Linked DNA regions of Homo sapiens: region 2 is linked to region 1. Evidence: read pairs that join two places in POLR2A ChIA-PET (ENCODE). Cell type or tissue: A673. All regions are shown on one strand. Each heading gives the region's core, and the rest is flanking DNA. Links, peaks and the distances in the headings are about the cores only.

What was found. Peaks named below come from ENCODE experiments on the same cell type or tissue, not always from the same donor. Only the 100,000 strongest peaks of a DNase experiment are listed, where the experiment ranks them.
Region 2: POLR2A ChIA-PET joins it to region 1 with 5 read pairs; 2 of 35 experiments call an interaction of 5 or more read pairs at or near these places.

Annotation. Positions count from the first base shown.
Region 1 is chr3:155,946,123-155,956,063 of GRCh38, forward strand. No RefSeq gene overlaps it. Among named protein-coding and RNA genes, the nearest start is that of GMPS, 80 kb to the left of the region's middle. In A673, for the core only: no CTCF peak of the experiment used is centred there; no DNase peak of the experiment used is centred there.
Region 2 is chr3:155,857,088-155,867,028 of GRCh38, forward strand. LOC105374174 (a long non-coding RNA gene) reads left to right here. Exons shown (of 3, transcript XR_924607.4): 2 at 1,165-1,245; 3 at 5,561-6,652. Among named protein-coding and RNA genes, the nearest start is that of SLC33A1, 7.6 kb to the left of the region's middle. RefSeq lists enhancers at 891-990, 5,585-5,644. In A673, for the core only: no CTCF peak of the experiment used is centred there; a DNase peak (open chromatin) is centred at 5,654.

The DNA of each region.
Region 1 (9,941 bases), core at 3,431-5,930:
GTAACAGTTCCATTTATTAATAGTTATGAAACAACTTAAAAATATGCTAACAACATAGCCATTTGAAAAAATATTATATGTAAATGAAAAAATTCATTCTTTTCATTCTTAAACTATGAATGGGATATATGCATCTGTTGAGCACTGTATAGCTTATCAAATCACTGCCATCTTTGTTTTGTTTCATGCTGATTTTTGCACCATACATGTTTTTAATCACAGCCACTGAAAACCCAGCCAGCTTTGTAAACATGACATCATTAAATGGAATGTAGCATGATGCTGTGTTGAAAACTGACCACAAGCTAATAGTTCACTTTGTGTCTATGTGAGTTTGTTACAGTGGCTTGGAGTTGCCTTGGTGCACGGTTTGAGAACCGTGGTGTCTGATTATTGTGATTTTTTTTCTTTTCTCAATTTTTCTTAACTTTAAAGGATATATCTTAAAATATATATGTGTCCTTGGGTGGCTGCAGTGGCTCATGCCTACTGTAGTCCCAGCACTTTGGGAGGCTAAAGCAGGTAGATCGTTTGAGCACAGGAATTCAAGACCAGCCTGGGCAACATGGCGAAACCCCATCTCTACAAAAAAACACAAATATTAGCCAGGTGTGCACCTCTAGTCCCAGCTACTTGGGAGACCGAGGCGGGAGAATCACTTGAGCCCAGGATGTCACAGCTGCAGTGAGCTGTGATCGTGTCAACTGCACTCCAGCCCGGGTGAGAGAACGAGACCTTGTCTCAAAATATATATATATATCTCCTTAATATTGAAAGTGTTGTCTTTTCTGTTTTGACATTTAAGAGTTGGAATATTTTACAAAAATATAGATACTTAAGAATCTTATTGCATCTTCGTGGCGTAGAGGTACAGACATCCCATATATTTCTTAAAGTAGACATGTATAGAATGTCCCTAGATCCACATTTAAAGCCTACTTAAATTCACTTTGGAGCTAGCTTTGTCAGGTAACTGGTATTACTACAGAGATTTAAAACTATCTCATACCTTTTAGACCATTATGATAGAAGTGAATATTCTAATATACTGGATTTAGAAAAGGCCAGATATGCTATTTACAGTTGTGTTACTATATTGGTTTCCCTTTGTAAAGTAAGGGGAAATGGTCACCACATGTATTTTTAAATTTTTCCTGTTAAGTAAACAATAATGGCCATCCTTTGGATATGTTTAAGTTTAGAGATGTCGTTCAGTAAGGCAGAGAGGGAATCAGCATTGCTCACATTAGTTTGGAAATAAGTTGAACTTCAAAAGCTTACTAAAGAAGTGTAACTATCTTTATATTTTCATCTTTGTGTGATTTCTTTACCCTGAATTTCAGAAGACCATTATAGAAAATGTAAAAATTTGATCTCTGAGAAATAGGAATGAGGCATCTTCAGAGTATCAGTGACATAAAAGTAAGATTCCTAGTTGAGTTAGGTATAATCTTGGGAATCTGTTTTATCTAATATTTGTTCTAGTGTGTTGGAATATTCACTCACAACATATAGGTCTAAATCTGTTGGTAAAACATTGGCCTAAAATCCAGTATCTTATTTCTGACTGACTCCATGTAGCCTTGTAACCCTGGGTAAGGCAACAATCTCCTTGGCACCATGTCACTCATGTAATGTAGGAATAATACTGCCTCTGTGGGTCAAGTGAAAGAATGTGTAAGGAATTGATTTACCAGTATATTAAGTATAAAAATATGTATGAGAATATGCTTTATGTATAAAATAAGCGTAATCTCATTTAAAACATGGCAGTGCAGATGAAACGAGTGCTGTAGGATTAATAATCTCATTGTGCTCAATTAGTTGGGGCAAATCCGATAAATTTAGACTATGACAGAGTCCCAGATTTTGAAGATGCTGTGGGGTCACTTGCTTTGAACTATATGGGGCTTATACTTGCATCATTATGAAATGTATGCCACATGATATTAACCCTAACAGAACAGTACACAGACTCCTGTCTCCTAATCTCCAACCTTGCATGCTATTCTCCATGCTATCATATTTTAATTTACAATTCAAACAGAATCTGCCAAGGCACAGATTGTCTATGTAGAGTTCTGAAAACAAACAAACAAAACAGCATTGCACTTAGGGCTGTAACAGAAAAGGCTGAAGCTATACATAGGGAAAAAATATAAGTGGGTTTCCTTTTTGGTGATGTGAAGTGTGAAGCCAAGGATGCAGGCTAAGTCCTGCCCACGTTCAGCTTCTTCACTTAGGTGTCTAATACTTGGAATTCTACTATTAGACATTTATTCCTTTGATGTAAACCTTGCCCTCTTCTTGCAGGTCTCTTAAAAAGCAGAAACTGCCAGGTGCAGTGGCTCATGCCTGTAATCCTAGCACTTTGGGAGGCTGAGGCGGACGGATTGCCTGAGTTCAGGAGATGGAGACCAGCCTGAGCAACATGAGGAAACCCCATCTCTACTAAAAATATAAAAAATTAGCCAGGCATGGTGGCGTGTGCCTGTAATCCCAGCTACTCGGGAAGCTGAGTCATTAGAATTGCTTGAACCTGGGAGGCAGAGGTTGCAATGAGCTGGGATTGTGCCACAGCACTCCAGCCTGGGTGACTGTCTCAAAAAAAAAAGAAAAGAAAAGAAAAAATACATAAAAGTAAAAAGCAGAAACTCCTTAAAGAGATCACTTTAGTGATCACTTAAAGTGATCAACTCCTTATAGATTTGATCACTAATACCTCACTGTAAATAAGGTTGTTCATTTATTCAGTTTTTACATTTTATGAACCAGGCTCTGAGAGTTCAAAGACAAGTAAATTACTGACCTTGACTTGAAAAATGTTTAGTTTAGTTTAGCTTGGGCTTGGCATAGTGGCTGACATCTGTAATCCCAGCACTTTGTAAGGCCGAGACAGAAGGATTGCTTGGGGCCAGGAATTCGAGACCAACCTGGACAACATAGTGAGTCCTTTTGTGTGTACAAAAATTAAAATATCCAGGCATGGTTATGCGCACCTGTGGTCCCAGCTACTTCGGAGGCTGAGGTGGAAGGATCACTTAAGCCTGGGAGATTGAGGCTACAGTAAGCCTGTTCACACCACTATACTCCAGCTTGGGCGACAGCAAGACCCTGTCTTAAAAAATAAATAAAAATAAACTAGGGGATTCTGAAACACTGAGTTATATAGGGGCATGAGAACTAAAAAAATCAGAGTGAGTCTTGAGAGGCCGTGTTGGCACTGTGCAAGGTGAGGTTATGAGTAAGCAGGGTAAGGTGGTCAAGTGAGAGCAGAAGAGATACATAGGAAGGGGCAAGGGATTCCGGGAGGAAGGGGATGGTGGTGGGAGAAAGATTTCTTGCCACCAGAAGACATCGTGGTAATGTGGGCTTTGTTGTTCTTACCTCTCCTAGGGCTGTGACAGTCTAGTGTTAACTGGTGTGCTTCTCCAGACAGGGAATTACTGCGAAATTGTCTGCAATGCAATTCCCGGATCCACTTGCCCCAGGACTCAGTCCTGTCAGCATTGGAGAGGAGTGGCAAGAGCAATATTTGTTCTTTCTGGGAGGCTCACATGTAATCACTTGGGGCACCAGAGTACAGGGTGCTGGGCTGGTGGATTCCAATCACGATTCCTGTGATGGGTAGGAACTTGGCATTATTATCCAAAAGAACCAAGCCAGAGAGCAAAGGATCCACAGATGAAGGAATGTAAGTTGACGTTAAATGAGGCTGCAAGTGTTGAAAATGTGCGTGACAGAAGGAAAAAATCTGAGTTCAGTTTTGCAGTTTAGGATAATCAAACTCATCATCCTGGTTTAATAGTTAAGAAATAATGTTAAGGTTTACCTGAGTTCTCTTAGCACAAGAGTTAAACACCTCCCAAATCTCCACCTCCTCCAGTGCACCCCTCCCCCACACCCTCCCCGACCCCCTTGCTCTAGTGAGGCACAAAACCTTCCCTGCTTTATTTCTGATTCTACCTGGGAAGAAGTTTCTATTTTAATTGGTTCCTTTTCTTCATCTTTTAGTAAAAAGCCAGCCTGCCTCCATTTAAAATAAATTTGCAGCACCAATATCTGGGGGAAAATAAGTGAAGTCAGGTTTCGTGTTTTTGTTTTCTTTCTTTCTTTCTTTCTTTTTTTTTTTTTTTTGTATTCTTTTAGATCTTTGTGGTTTCCTAGGAAAAACAAAAATAGGGTATATGAATTGGTGAAGTGCAAGCTGTTGAAGCTAGCATAGTATGACTTGGTCCAATTATAAGTTTAAAGTGCGTTTTGGTATCTATCCATCTGAAAGCTATGCAGGCCTAATTATGCCCCGTGCCCTCTGTCTTCTTACTGCCTAGCTATTGAACTACTCCTTTGTCACTGAGAAGGAAAGGCATGAAAACACAAGCTATAGTTGATTCTTGAACAGCATGGGTGTGAACTGCGTGGGTTCACATATCCCCGGATTTTTTTCAACCAAATGTGGATGGAGAAACAGCATTTTCAGGATATGAAACCTATGGAGGGAGGATTGGCTTTTCATATACCCAGATTCTTCAGGGCTTACTGGAGGACCTGAGTATGCGTGGATTTTGGAATACACGGGAGTCCTGGAACCTTACATACACAAGGGTTGACTATAGTTTTATTTCCTTTTTTTTTTTTTTTTTTTGAGATGGAGTCTCGCTCCGTCGTCCAGGCTGGAGTGCAGTGGCGCGATCTCAGCTCACTGCAAGCTCCGCCTCCCGGGTTCACGCCATTCTCCTGCCTCAGCCACCCGAGTAGGTGGGACTACAGGCGCCCGCCACTGCCCCTGGCTAATTTTTTGTATTTTTGGTAGAGGCGGGGTTTCACCGTGGTCTTGATCTCCTGACCTCGTGATCCGCCCGCCTTGGCCTCGCAAAGTGCTGGGATTACAGGCGTGAGCCACCGCGCCCGGCCTAGTTTTATTTCTTGATAACTTCAGCCCAGACATAGTGTGAGTGGGGGAGGAAATACACTATCGGCCTCAAGGTTATTTGAGGCTTATCTCTAGTTCTTTCAGATTTCTAAAACATGGGAATTGGTAAGGACCCAGGAAAAGCGTTTAGTTTTATCCCATAGGGCAACTAAGTTTCCAGCAGTGGAAAGATTGCACTCTGGTTAAAGCTGGAGCTGCAAAGAAAACTCCCGTCTTGGGACTCCTGCCTGGGAGCACTTACCACCATATTAGACTGCCTGCTGGCCTGCCCTGAGGATCCTAATGGTCAGGGTAGACTTCCCCCAGCCCCCTCCTAGCACATTTGAGAGCAAATACCTTTTTCCATTGGTCAGTCTTGTCTATGTCTTGGGTCATTGCTATATTGTTTATATGCCTTTGCTTCTCCTTCCCCCCATCAAGTTCACTTTAAAAATAAACTCATTCTGCTTCTTTCTTAGAAAGACCAGCGTCCTTTTAGCAGACAAACATCACCTGAAAAAGTTTTTCTTCCCCCTTCAAGCTAATCTGTATCAGATCATAGGGACTGATTTTTCAAACTTAGAGGTCTTTTAGAAAGCAGAGTTCTAAAAAGAGTTTTAGAACTTTTAAAGTGTTCTTATTCTAACTTTTTAAGTGTTTGAAGAAAAGAGCAATTTAATGCCTTCAGAAGCTAATTCATTTACTTATTTAACCAACATTTGAATTCCCACTCCGTGCTTCAGTCACCTCATTATACTGAAACAGAAGAGAGTCATAATGAAGTTCTCAGATACTTTGATTCTGCTTTAGACAGAGCTATGGAGGGAGTGATGTTTCCTTTATTAACTCATGCAGCTTTTTGATGAGGCCTCCTGGGATCTCAGTAGCGGGCCTGGATGAGACAGAGATAAGCCTCCAACATGAGGGCAGGCTCAGCTTCCATAATTAGGGTTATAGAGAGGCAGTGTGCTTTGGTGGCTAAAAGAACGAACTGTAGAGTCAGACAGGCCTGGGTGCATTACTGTGTGGTACATTTATAACAGTTAAGGAACTCATATTTGTGCATTAGTAACCAGGCACATTTTATTAATAGTTCACTAGATTTTTCCTAATGTCCTTTTTCTGTTCTAGGATCCCATCCAGGACACTACATTACATTTAATTTTCATGTCTCTTCAGTCTCCCCTTGTCTGTAACAATTTCTAAGACTTGTTTATAATGACCTTGACAGTTTTGTTTAGTACTGAAGTGGCGTGGACATCATTTGTCTGGGTAAATACCTGAGGTTGGTTGTCTCATGCCAAGGAAATTGAAGACTTAGACACACAAGGAGTGGTTTTAGGAGCAGAGGTTCAATAGGCAAAAGTAAGAGAAAGGAGTATAGCTCTCCCTCCTGCAGAGAGGGGGGTGCCTGAGTGGGACTTCTGGTCCGCAGCTGAGTGCACAAGATTTTATAGACTGGCTTGAGGAGGCAGTGTCTATAGGACCCAAAGATTGGTTGGACCAGGTGTGATGTTTACATAGCACACAAAGAAGCTGTCCACCCACCCTAATCTTTTTATTATGCAAATGTGTTTTCTACCTGGCTGGCTCCATGTTGTCTGCTCCTTACTGTACACATGGTTGGCAAAGAAGAGGGAAGATGGAGCTGCCATGTTGAACATGCCTAACCCCCACATAGCCTTTTCCTATTGGTACAGCTGCCAGCATTCACCCATGCAAGCTTCCAGCTTGCTTATCTGTGTCTGCAGCTTGATTTTTACAGGCTATTCTTTGTTTTGTGACAGCTTTTCATTAAAAGGAAAACCTTACCGAGGACTTCCTTACCCTCACTATCTACCTAAGTAATTTCTTTTTACTTCCTATATCAGTACTGGTCAGGTACTTTGTTGAATGCGCCTTGTTTTGTTTTCTTTTTAATAATTTTATTGCGATAGAATTTACATAACAGAATTCACCCATTTAAGGTGTACAATTCAATGGTTTTAAGTATATTCACAGAGCTGTGCAACCATTGCCACCATCAATTGTAGAACATTTTCTTTTTTAAAAGATATATCACAATTTGTTTATTCACCAACTGATCGACATCTGGGTTGCTTCTAATTAGGGGCTGTGATGAAAAGAGTTGCTATTGTAATTGCCCATTGGGTTTACCTTGCCTGCTGCCTACACAGAGCCAATTTATCAAGACAGGGGAATTGCAATAGAGAAAGAGTAATTTACACAGAGCCAGCTGTGCAGGAGACCAGAGGTTTTTTATTACTCAAATCAGTCTCCCAGAGCATTTGGGGGTCAGAGTTTTTAAGGATTATTTGGTGGGTAGGGGGACCAGCGAGTTGGGAGTACTAATTGGTTGGTTCAGAGATGAAATTATAGGGAGTTGAAGCTGTCTTCTTGGGTTGAGTCAATTTTTGTGTGGGGGCTACAAGATCAGATGAGCCAGTTGATGTATCTGGGTGGTGCCAGCTGATCCATCAAGTGCAGGGTGTGCAAAATATCTCTTGGGAGCAGTTTAGAGAGGTCAGAATCCTGTAGCCTCCAGCTGTGTGACTCCTAAACCATAATTTCTAATCTTTTGGATAATTTGTTAGTCCTACAAAGGCAATCTAGTCCCTAGGCAAGAAGGAGGTCTCCTTATTTTTATTTATTTATTTATTTATTTTTTGAGACAGAGTCTCGTTCTGTTGCCCAGGCTGGAGTACAGTGGCGCGATCTTGGCTCTGCAAGCTCCACCTCCCAGGTTCACGCCATTTTTCCCGCCTCAGCCTGCCAAGTAGCTGGGACTACAGGTGCCTGCCACCACACCTGGCTAATTTTTTTTTTTTTTTTTTTGTATTTTTAGTAGAGACGGGGTTTCACCATATTAGCCAGGATGGTCTCGATCTCCTGACCTCGTGATCCGCCCGCCTCGGCCTCCCAAAGTGCTGGGATTACATCATCTTTGTTTTAAACTCTAAATTAAGTTCCTCGCAAAGTTAGTTTGCCCTATGCCCAGGAATGAACAAGGACAGCTTGGAGGTTAGAAGCAAGATGGAGTTGGTTAGGTCAGATCTCTTTCGCTGTCACAGTTATAATTTTGCAATGGTAGTTTCACTATGACGTTGTAGAAGCTTTCATGGATATATTCATTCATTTATCTTGGGCACATTCTTAGGAGTGAAATTGCTGTGATATATGTTTAACTTTTTAAACATTATCCAGTATAATTCTTATTTTATTTATTTTTTTCTTTCTAAATTTTATTTTAGGTTTGGGGGTACATGTGCAGGTTTGTTACATGGGTAAATTACGTGCTGTGGGGGTTTGGTGTACAGATTATTTTGTCACCCAGGTAATAAGCATGGTACCTGATACATAGTTTTTTGATTCTCTCTCCTCCCACCCTCTACCCTCAAGTAGGCCCTGGTGTCTGTTGTTTCCTTCTTAGTGTCCATGTGTACTCAGTGTTTAGCTCCCACTTATAAGTGAGAACCTGCAGTATTTGATTTTCTGCTCCTGCCTTAATTCACTTAGGATAATGGCCTCCAGCTCCATTCATGTTACTTCTGGGGACATGATTTCATTCTTATTTATGGCTGTGTAGTATTCCATGGTGTACATGTACCACATTTTCATTATCCAGTTCATGGGCATTTAGGTTGATTCTGTGTCTTTGCTACTGTAAATAGTGCTGTGATGAACATATGCATGCATGTGTCTTTATGGTAGAACAATTTATATTTCTTTGGGTGTATACCCAGTAATGGGATTGCTGGGTCAAATTGTAATTCTGTTTTAAGTTCTTTGAGAAATCTCCAAACTGCTTTCCACAGACGCTGAACTAATTTACACTCCCATCAGCATAAGTATTCTCTTTACTCCATAACCTTGCTACTATCTGTTATTTTTTGGACTTTTTAATAATAGCCATCCTGATGGTGTGAGATGGTATCTCATTGTGGCTTTTTTTTTTTTTTTTTTTTTTTTTGAGACAGAGTCTTGCTCTGTCACCCAGGCTGGAGTTCAGTGGCACGATCTCAGCTCATTGCAACCTCCGCCTCCTGGGTTCGATGCCATTCTTCTGCCTCAGCCTCCTGAGTAGCTGGTACTACAGATGCCTGCCACCATGCCCGGCTAATTTTTTTGTATTTTTAGTAAAGACGGGTTTCACTGTGTTAGCCAGGATGGTCTCCATCTTCTGACCTCATGATCTGCCCACCTTGGCCTCCCAAAGTGCTGGGATTACAGGCGTGAGCCACTGTGCCCAGCCTCATTGTGGTTTTGATATGCATTTTACTAATGATTAGTAAGCTGTTGAGTATTTTTTCATGTGCTTCTTGGCCATGTGTATATCTTCTTTTGAAGTGTCTGTTCATGTCCTTTGCCTGTTTTTTAATGGGGTTATTTGTTTTTTGCTTGTTGACTTAAGTTCCTTATAGATTTTGGATATTAGACCTTTGTTGGATGTATATTGCAAATATGTTCTCCCATTCTGTAGGTGTCTGTTTTCTCTGTTAATAATTTCTTTTGCTGTGCAGGGGCTCTTTAGTTTCATTAAGTCCCATTTGTCAATTTTTGTTTTTGTTGCAATTGCTTTTGGAGTCTTCATCATGAAATTTTTCCCAGGGCCTATGTCCAGAAAGGCATTTCCTAGGTTTTCTTTTAGGGGTTTTTTTTTTTTTTTTTTTTTTTTTTTTGAGACAGGGTCTCACTCTGTCCCCCAGGATGGAGTGCAGTGGTGCAATCTCGGCTCACTGCAGCCTCTACCTCCTGGGTTCAAGCAATTCTCATGCCTCAGCCTCCCGAGTAGCTGGGATTACAGGTGTGCGCCACTATGCCTGGCTATTTTTTGTATTTTTAGTAGAGATGGTGTTTCGCTATGTTGGTCAGGCTGGTCTCGAACTCCTGGCCTTAAGTGATTTGTCTGCCTCGGCCTCCCAAAGTTCTAGGATTACAGGTGTGAGCCACTGCGCCCAGCGTAATTTTTTATATGATGAAAAGAAGGGGTCCACTTTCAATCTTCTGCATATGGCTAGCCAGTTATCCC
Region 2 (9,941 bases), core at 4,462-6,961, 88 kb before region 1:
TTTTTTCATTTTTTTTTTTTCTTTTTTGAGATGGAGTTTCGCTCTGTCGCCCAGGCTGGAGTGCAACAGTGTGATCTCGGCTCACTGCAACCTCCACCTCCCGGGTTCAAGTGATTCTCCTGCCTCAGCCTCCTGAGTAGCTGGGACTACAGGTGTGTGCTACCGTGTCCCGCCACATCAGTTTTTAAATAAGGAATCTTCTTGGAAATAATTGATTTCTCCCTACATATAAGAATGATTCCCCTTTAGTGGTTCAATTATCTTCCTATCAAATGTTAAATCTTTAGATCTATGCAGGCAAGAGTTACAAACAATAGGAAAAATGACTGGAGGCAAATATCAGGAAAAGTGTTTTTCATGTTACCCCAATTCAATGTGTATGCATTATTAAAGTGATAAGGTGGGCCAGGGGCAATGGCTTATGCCTGTAATCTCAACACTTTGGGAGGCCAAGGCAGGTGGATCACTTGAGGTCAGGAGTTCAAGACCAGTGTGGCCAAGATGGTAAAACCCTGTCTCTACTAAAAATACAAAAATTATCTGGGTGTGGTGGTGAATGCCTGTAATCCCACCTACTTGGGAGGCTGAGGTAGGAGAATCGCTTGAACCTGGGAGGTGGTGGTTGCAGTGAGCCAAGACTGTGCCACTGCACTCCAGTCTGGGCAACACAGTGAGAAGAGAATCCTCCAGCCCCAAGGTGAGCCACCCCTGCTAATGCTAAATAAAGAGTAGAGACAAGTATTCGTTGCTAAGCCATGCCCAAATTGCTGTTGTCTTCTTAGAAGACTTAGTGGTAGTATCTTTCCAACACAAACTAAGACATTTCTCTACAAACCTGGGAACACCACCCCCACCAGGCCCTCAGTGTCCCTCAGCAAATGTGGAACAAATGTCACTATCACTATGAAAACAAAACTGATACCGCATGGGACCTTCAGCCCATACTGTCATGAATAGCTGTTTTTGTTTTTTGTTTTTGTTTTTTTTGCATTTTCAACTCCCCTAACTCACTTCAGTTAATATCATTTCCCCTTTCTTTTGGAATACTGGTGTTCCCTGATTGATGTGTTTTGGGGAAGCTGGTGAAACTGCCAAATATAAAACCCTTCTGGTGGTCGCCATGATCCTTTCTTGCTTTTTTTTTTTTTCCTTGTCCCTTTATAGGTATCCTGTGTTTTCCAGTTGAAAGCTTGTGAAAATTCGCTTTATCCTTGAAGTTCAGAATTTTCACCAGGATGTATGAAGGTATGTATTGTATAATACATATATGTTTTTCTATTAATCTTGTTCAACATTTATTAGGTCTTTTTTAACAAAGTTTCAAATCTTTCTTGATTTTAGAGAAATTTTCCTTAATAATATCTTTGCTTTTTCATTTTTTCCTCTTCATTAATTCCCCCTAAAAGTCCTAGTAAACTTATATTTTGTTTACTGGAATTACCCCTTAAGCTTTTTCTCATAACTTTCCTTTTTCTTTTTACTCTATGTTCTTAGAAACTTCCAAACTAGGTCCTTCAAAAACAAATTGAAATTGCACAGTTAAAATTTCTGCATTTCAAAATACATAAGAGTTTTATCTCAAAAAACAAACAAACAACTATAAAAAAACTATGGCCGGGCGGTGGCTCACGCCTGTAATCCCAGCACTTTGGGAGGCCGAGGCGGGCGGATCACGAGGTCAGGAGATCGAGACCATCCCGGCTAAAACGGTGAAACCCCGTCTCTACTAAAAATACAAAAAATTAGCCGGGCGTAGTGGCGGGCGCCTGTAGTCCCAGCTACTTGGGAGGCTGAGGCAGGAGAATGGCGTGAACCCGGGAGGCGGAGCTTGCAGTGAGCTGAGATCCCGCCACTGCACTCCAGCCTGGGCGACAGAGCGAGACTCCGTCTCAAACAAACAAACAAACAAACTATTTGCATGGGGATTGGTGGTCATGGAGGCTTGAATTTAAAATGGCAGATTATCAAAGACTATTGAAGCTTGGTGATAGGTACACTAAGGGTTCATATGAGACCATTCTGTTTATTTTGTACATATTTAAAATTCTCCATAAAGGAAAATGAGAACAAAAACAACAACAAAAACCTCAAAACAGGCCGGGCATGGTGGCTCACGCCCGTAATTCCAGCATTTTGGGAGGGTGAGGTGGGTGGATCACCTGAGGTCAGGAGTTTGAGACCAGCCTGGCTAACATGGTGAAACCCCATCTCTACTAAAAATACAAAATTAGCTGGGCATGGTGGCGCATGCCTGTAAACTCAGATACTTAGGAGGCTGAGGCAGGAGAATTATTTTTATTTTTATTTTTTTGAGATGGGGTCTTGCTCTGTCACCCAGGCTGGAGTACAGTGGCGTGATCTTGGCTCACTGCACCTCCTCCACCTTCTGGGTTCAAGCGATTCTCCTGCCTCAGCCTCCTGAGTAGCTGGGATTACAGGTGCGTGCCACCACACCCGGCTAATATTTGCATTTGTAGTAGAGATGAGGTTTTATCATGTTGGCCAGGCTGGTCTCGAACTCCTGACCTCAGGTGATCCACCCACCTTGGCCTCCCAAAGTGCTGAGATTACAGGCATGAGCCACCATGTCCGGCCGGCAGGAGAATTATTGAACTCAGGAGACGGAGGTTGCAGTGAGCCGAGATCACGCCGTTGCACTCCAGCCTGGGCAACAAGAGCAATATTCCATCTCAAAAAACAAACAAACAAATTGGTTAACCACCGCTATTAATGCTGCTATTCAGTCTGTTTCAGAAACAAAACAAAACTGAAAGAGAGAATTTTACTGGAAGGATATTGATGGCCTCCCAGAATCAGTGGAAGGCCAGGACACCTGGCTTAGCAAAAACACAAAAATCAAGGTGACAATATATTAGGAATTACAGCAATAATCTTCAAGAACATTTTTCAAAAAACTACTCCACTGCCACGCCTGTGATGTCTTTGCTTCGTTTTTCTAGGCTCTGTTACAAAAATTAATACCACCATCTAGTGGACCCTTCATATACCTATGTCTGATTGTAGATTTCTTCTCTGGTTTTCCAGTCATTTCACTGAGATCTGAACTGTATCTTCTATATATTCCTGAGAATTTTAAAATTGTTTATTTTTGAGGTGGGAATCAGGTTTATTGAGGTATAATTTATATCCAGTAAAATTGGCCCTTTTTAGTGTACAGTTCTATGAGTTTGTTTTTTGTGTGTTTTTTGTTTTGTTTTGTTTTTGAGACAGAGTCTTGCTCTGTCACCCAGGTTGGAGTACAGTGGCGTGATCTTGGCTCACTGCAATCTTCACCTCCTGGGTTCAGGCAATTCTCCTGCCTCAGCCTCTTGAGTAGCTGGGATTACAGGCGCCTGCCACCACATCTGACAAATTTTGTATTTTTGGTAGAGACTGGATTTCACCATGTTAGCCAGACTGGTCTTGAACTCCTGACCTCAGGTGATCCACCCACCTTGGCCTCCCAAAGTGCTGGCATTACAGGTGTGACCCACGGCACCTGGCCTTTTGTTTTCTTTTGAGACAGAGTCTCGCTGTGTTGCCCAGGCTGGAGTACAGTGATGCAATCTTGGCTCACTGCAACTTCTGTCTCCCAGGTTCAAGCGAGTCTCCTGCCCCAATCTTCTGAGTAGCTGAGACTACAGGTGCATGACACCACACCTGGCTAATTTTTGTATTTTTAGTGGATATGGGGTTTCGCCATGTTGGCCAGGCTAGTCTTGAACTCCTGACCTCAAGTGATCTGCCTGCCTTGGCCCCCAAAGTGCTGGGATTACAGACGTGAGCGACCATGCCCGGCCCTATGAGGTTTTTGGGTGTTTTGTTTTGTTTTTTTAATTTCCATAGGTTTAGGCTAGGCACGGTGGTTCACGCCTGTAATCCCAGCACTTTGGGAGGCCGAGGCGTGTAGATCACTTGAGATCAGGAGTTCTAGACCAGCCTGGCCAACATGATGAAACCCCATCTCTACTAAAAATATAAACATTAGCCAAGCATGGTGGCGCACACCTGTAATCCCAGCTACTTGAGAGGCTTAGGCGGGAGGATTGCTTGAACCCGGGAGATGGAGGTTATAGTGAGCCAAGATCGCACCACTACACTCACAGCCTGGGCTACAGAGCAGGACTCAGTCTCAAAAAATATATATTTTTTTATAGGTTTTTGGGGGAATGAGTGGTGTTTGGTTACATGAATAAGATGTTTAGTGATAATTTCTGAGATTTTGGCGTACCCATCACCCGGTTCTATGAGTTTTAACAAATAGATAGTTATAGAACCACCACCACAATCAAGATATGGAATAGGTCCGTCAACTCCAAAAAGTACATACCCTTGTGCCCATCTGAAGTCAACCTCTCCACCCATTCCCCAACCTCTGGTAACCACCGATCTATTTTCTCTCCCTATAGCTTTGCTTTTTCCAAAATATCATGTAAATGGAATCATACAAAATGTAGCTTTTGAGTGTGTCTTCTTTCAGTCAGCATAATGCATTGAGATTCATTGATATCATTGTCCCGCATCCCCACCTCCTTCTTTTTTTCTCCCCAGTAATATTCCATTGTATGGATATGCCAGAGTGTATTTATCTACTGACCAGTTGAAGAACATTTGGATTGTTTCCCATTTTTTGTATGAGTAATGTCACTATAAACATTTGCATACAGGTTTTTGTGTAAACATATCTTTTCATCTCTCTTGGGCAAATACCTAGGAATAGGATTGTTAGGTCTTATTGATACCAGTGGGTTAGGGAGGTCCCCAAATGCTGGTGGGGCCTCAACCCCAACCAGTGTCCAGGCTCTTGACACCTTCCCAAGAAGCAATTCAAGGATTAGTTGGAAGATAATGAAAGTGAAACCGTCAGTGCAAGATTATAACTGAGACAGAGAAAGAGATCTAACCTGACCAACTCCATCTTGCCTCTGACCATCAAGCTGTCCTAGTTCATTCCTGGGCATGGGACAAACTAGCTTTAGGAAGAACTTAGTTTATAGTTTATAGTTTGAGGCACAGATGATAACAGCCTTTTCCCAAAACAAATCCCCTTCTTGCCTGGGGACTAGACTGCCTTTGTAGGACTAACATATTAGTCAAAAGATTATAAATTATGGTTTAGGAGTCATGCAGCTGGAGGCTACAAGATTCTGACACTCCCTAAATCGCTCCTGGGGATAAAAATCACTATTATAGGCTGGTGTGATGGCTTATGCCTGTAATCTCAGCACTTTCGGAGGCCGAGGTGGGCAAATCACCTGAGGTTGGGAGTTTGAGACCAGCCTGACCAACATGGAGAAACCCTGTCTCTACTAAAAATACAAAATTAGCCAAGTGTGGTGGCACATGCCTGTAACCCCAGCTACTTGAGAGGCTGAGGCAGGAGAATCACTTGAACCCAGGAAGCTGAGGTTGTGGTGAGCCGAGATGGCACCACTGCACTCCAGCCTGGGCAACAAGAGCGAAAGTCTGTCTCAAAAAAAAAAAAAAAAAAGAAAGAAAGAAAGAAAAGAAAGAAATCACTATTATAAAACCTAAGACCAGTGCTTGGGATATTTTGTAGACCCTGTCCTCGATGGATCAGCTGGCACCACCCAGATGGATAAACTGGCTCATCTGATCTTGTGGCCCCCATCCAGGAAGTGACTCAGTGTAAGAAGACAGCTTCAACTCCCTATGATTTCATCTCTGACCAATCAGCACTCTCGGCTCACTGGCTTCCTCCAACCCACCAATTTGTTCTTTTTTTTTTTGAGACCAAGTCTCACCTGTCGCCCAGGCTGGAGTGCAGTGGCGTGATCTCTGCTCACAGCAACCTCCGCCTCCTAGGTTCAAGCAATTCTCCTGCCCCAGCCTCCCGAGTAGCTGGGATTACAGGTGTGCGACTCCATGCCCGGCTAACTTTTGCATTTTTAGTAGAGACAGGGTTTCACCATGTTGGTCAGGCTGGTCTCAAACTTCTGACCTCGTGACCCACCCGCCTCGGCCTCCCAAAGTGCTGGGATTACAGGCATGGGCCACTGCGCCCAGCCAATTTGTTCTTAAAAACTCTGATCCCTGAATGCTTAGGGAGACTGATTTGAGCAGTAATAAAACTCTGGTCTCCCACACAGCCGGCTCTGTGTGAATTACTCTCTCTCTATGGCAATTCCCATCTTGATAGATTGGCTCTGTCTAGGCAGCGGGCAAGGTGAACCCATTGGGCGGTTATAAAAGTATGGAGGTTTATTGCAAAGAGAAAATTACATATTCAAGAAAGGGGAGTGTGAACATACTCGAGAGTGACACAGCCCGATTTGAGGTTTTTATCTTTACGGATTTCTTTAACCAAGGAATGGAATATTCATGAAGAATCCTGGAAAAAGGTGGAGATTTCTCAGAAATGTGGTGCCATCCATTTTTTAACCAAATATGGGACTGTCATGGCACTGGTGGGTGTGTGATTTAGTACGTTAATAAGCATATAATTAGGTCCTAGGTGAAACCTAGGTCAAATCCAGCGCCATGTTGTGTCCTGTCAGCCTTAGCGAGTTTGGCCCACACCCCGGTTTTTAGAATCTTATCAGCTTCTACCTTATGTAGCTATTTTAACAGATTTTTTCCTTGTTAGTTACGTGAAACTGCTGCCTGGAATTATTAAATTTTTCTGCAACCACCTTGTATTATTCCTGTCTCATTTTCCCCTCTCAGAGATGACTACCTTTTATTTTTCAGGATTGATGAGGGAGGAGGTCAATCTTATGTATTTACTTTCTGTTGAATGGGGCATTGGCCCTGCCTATTGAGGGTATGGAAATCTCTGGCTGCTTGGTCTGAGGGTCCCAAGGGTGGATCATCAGGAGAGTCTGAATATGAGGCAGGGATTGGCTGCAATCTTTGTATGACCATTATTTAGGCATTGAACTGCGGCAACCTAGAAGACACAGACTACAAGGAGGTTAAACAAGCAAGGACCAAAAATTAGTAGTAACAAGATAGTTATTAAAGATCCTAGGAAAGGTAGGAACTATGTCACACTTGGTAGGTATCCTTTAATGAAGTCCCAGATGGTTCGAGTAGTGGAGCTATTGAAATTATGCAGCCAGGTAGCCTGTTGGTAAATATTTTGAATTTGTAGTTTAACTAATACTAGTTTAACTAGTTTAATATTAGTTTAATTAATTTGTAGTTTAACTAATTGAGTTGTTAATATAAGAACAATAGGTGTGGTTTATTATTGTGCAAACCCCTCTTTGTTCAGATAAAACCTCTTTTTTTTTTTTTTTTTTTTTGAGACGGAATCTCACTCTGTCCCCAAGCCTGGAGTGCAATGGTATGATCTCAGCTCACTGCAACCTCCGCCTCCTGGATTCAAGCAATTCCCCTGCCTCAGCCTCCCAAGTAGCTGGGACTACAGGCGCGTGCCACCACGCCCGGCTAATTTTTTGTATTTTAGTAGAGACGGGGTTTCACCATGTTGGTCGTGGCTGGTCTCGAACTCCTGATCTTGTGGTCTGCCCGCCTCAGCCTTCCAAAGTGCTGGGATTGCAGGCATGAGCCACCGCGCCCGACCCAAAACCTCTTGTTTATTTGACCATTTAAGTGGTTTATGCTCTGGCCTTGTTAGGGCTTTATACAACTGCTTAGGAATGAGCCCAAATCCTGGGATCCAAATTCTGTAAAATCCTGCCATATTCAGGAAAGTTCTGAGTTTTTTTTGTTTGCTCGTTAAAGTTCTGTTTTTTAAGATAGTCTCTTTTTCGCCTGATGGACAAGGTTCAATATCCTGGGCTTAGGAGGTACTCCAGATATTTTACTTTCAGTTTAGAAATCTGGGCCTTGAGGCTGGGCACAGTCGCCCACACCTGTAATCCCAACACTCTGGGAGGCCGAGGCCTGCGGCTCACCTGAGGTCAGGAGTTTGAGACCAGCATGGCCAACATGGTGAAACCCTGTCTCTACTAAAAATACAAAAAATTAGCCTAGTGAGGTGGTGTGTGCCTATAGTCCCAGCTACTCCAGAGGCTCAGGTAGGAGGATCGCTTGAACCAGGGCAAGGGAGGTTGCAGTGGGCTGAGATCACATCACCGCACTCCAGCCTGGGTAACAGAGCGAGACTCTGTCTAAAAAAAAAAAAAAAAAAGAGGCCAGGAGCGGTGGCTCACGCCTGTAATCCCAGCACTTTGGGAGGCCGAGGCTGGCGGATCACCTGAGGTCGGGAGTTCAAGACCAGCCTGACCAACATGGTGATACCCTGTCTCTACTAAAAATACAAAAAATTAGCCAGGCATGATGGTGGGTGCCTGTAATCCCAGCTGCCTGGGAGGCTGAGGCAGGAGAATTGCTTGAGCCCAAGAGTTGGAGGTTGCAGTGAGCTGAGATCGTGCCACTGTACTCCAGCCTGGACGACAGAGTGAGACTCCGTCCAAAAAAAAAAGAAAAGAAAAAGAAAATTTTCCCAGTGATGCTTGTGCCTTTTGAGATTGGTTAAGTATACTTGGAATGTTTAACAAACAATATAAAGGCTAGAACCAGTTAGCTTGGTTTGAATCTCAGTTCTGTGGTTTACTACCTATGTGGGCTCAGGCCTCAGGCTAGTTAATTTCTCTGTTTTCTCAATCATAAAAGGGTGACAAGAGTATAGTAATATCTAGGCCAGGCACGGTGGCTCAGGCCTGTAATCCCAGCACTTTGGGAGGTTGAGGAAGGTGGCTCACCCGAGGTCAGGAGTTCGAGACTAGCTTGGCCAACATGTTGAAACCCTATCTCTACTACAAATACAAAATTAGCCAGGCATGGTGATGCACGCCTGTAGTCCCATCTATTTGGGAGGCTGAGGCAGGAGAATTGCTTGAACCCTGGAGGTGGAGGTGGCAGTGAGTCGAGATTGCGCCACTGCATTCCAGCCTGGGCAACAGAGCGAGACTCCATCTCAAAAACAAAACAAAACAAAAACAAAAACAAAAAAAGTAGAAGGTGGCAAGTATTAATGAAGAGGAAAGGGTTATGGGATCACAAGAGGAGGAGACATGTAACCCAAGACTTCAGAGTTGTGGGGAGGGAATCAGAAATACTCCACACAGAAGATATTTATGTACAAAAGGCCCACGTCAAGACAGAACATGTCATGTTTATGGAGTTGAAGCAGTTTAATATGGCTAGAGAGTAGAGTGATGGGGGCAGTGGTAAGAGAGCAGGCTGCAAGGTAAACAAGGGCTAGCCAAACCTCCAAGTGCCTAATAAGAAATGCTAGAAGTTTGGAGTTCTTCCTGAGAGCTGTGGGGAGCCATAAAATGATCACATTTGTATTTTAGAATGGTTGTCTTCAATTAAAAAAAAGTTTTTGCTGGGCACAGTGGCTCATGCTTGTAATCCCAACACTTTGGGAGGCCAAGGCGGGTGGATCACTTGAGGTCAGGAGTTTGAGACCAGGTTGGCCAACATGGCAAAGCCCCATCTTCACTAAAAATACAAAAAAATTAGCCAGACATAGCGGTGCACAGGTGTAATCCCAGCTACACAGGAGGCTGAGGCAGGAGAATCACTTGAACCCAGGAGGTGGAGGGTGCGGTGAGCCAAGTTCGCACCATTGCACTCCAGCCTGGGTGGCAAGAGCGAGACTCTGTCTCAAAAAAAAAAAAAAAAAAAATTAGCCAGGCATGGTGCTGCGCACCTGTAATTCCAGCTACTTGGGAGGCTGAGGCAGAAGAATGGCTTGTACCCAGGACGCAGAGGTTGCAGTGAGCCGAGATTGTGCCACTGCACTCTAGCCTAGGCAACAGAGTGAGATTCTGTCCACCCCCCAAAAAAAAAAAAAAAATCTCACATACTCACATACTGCCCTAAAAGAATTTTGCAAAACTGTGTACCTCCTTCCACATCTTAACAACTAATATTTCTCATAAGTTTAAAAGCTAATTTTTTGTTAATGGGAGGTTGAAAATATTAAACATTTTGAAAGATGA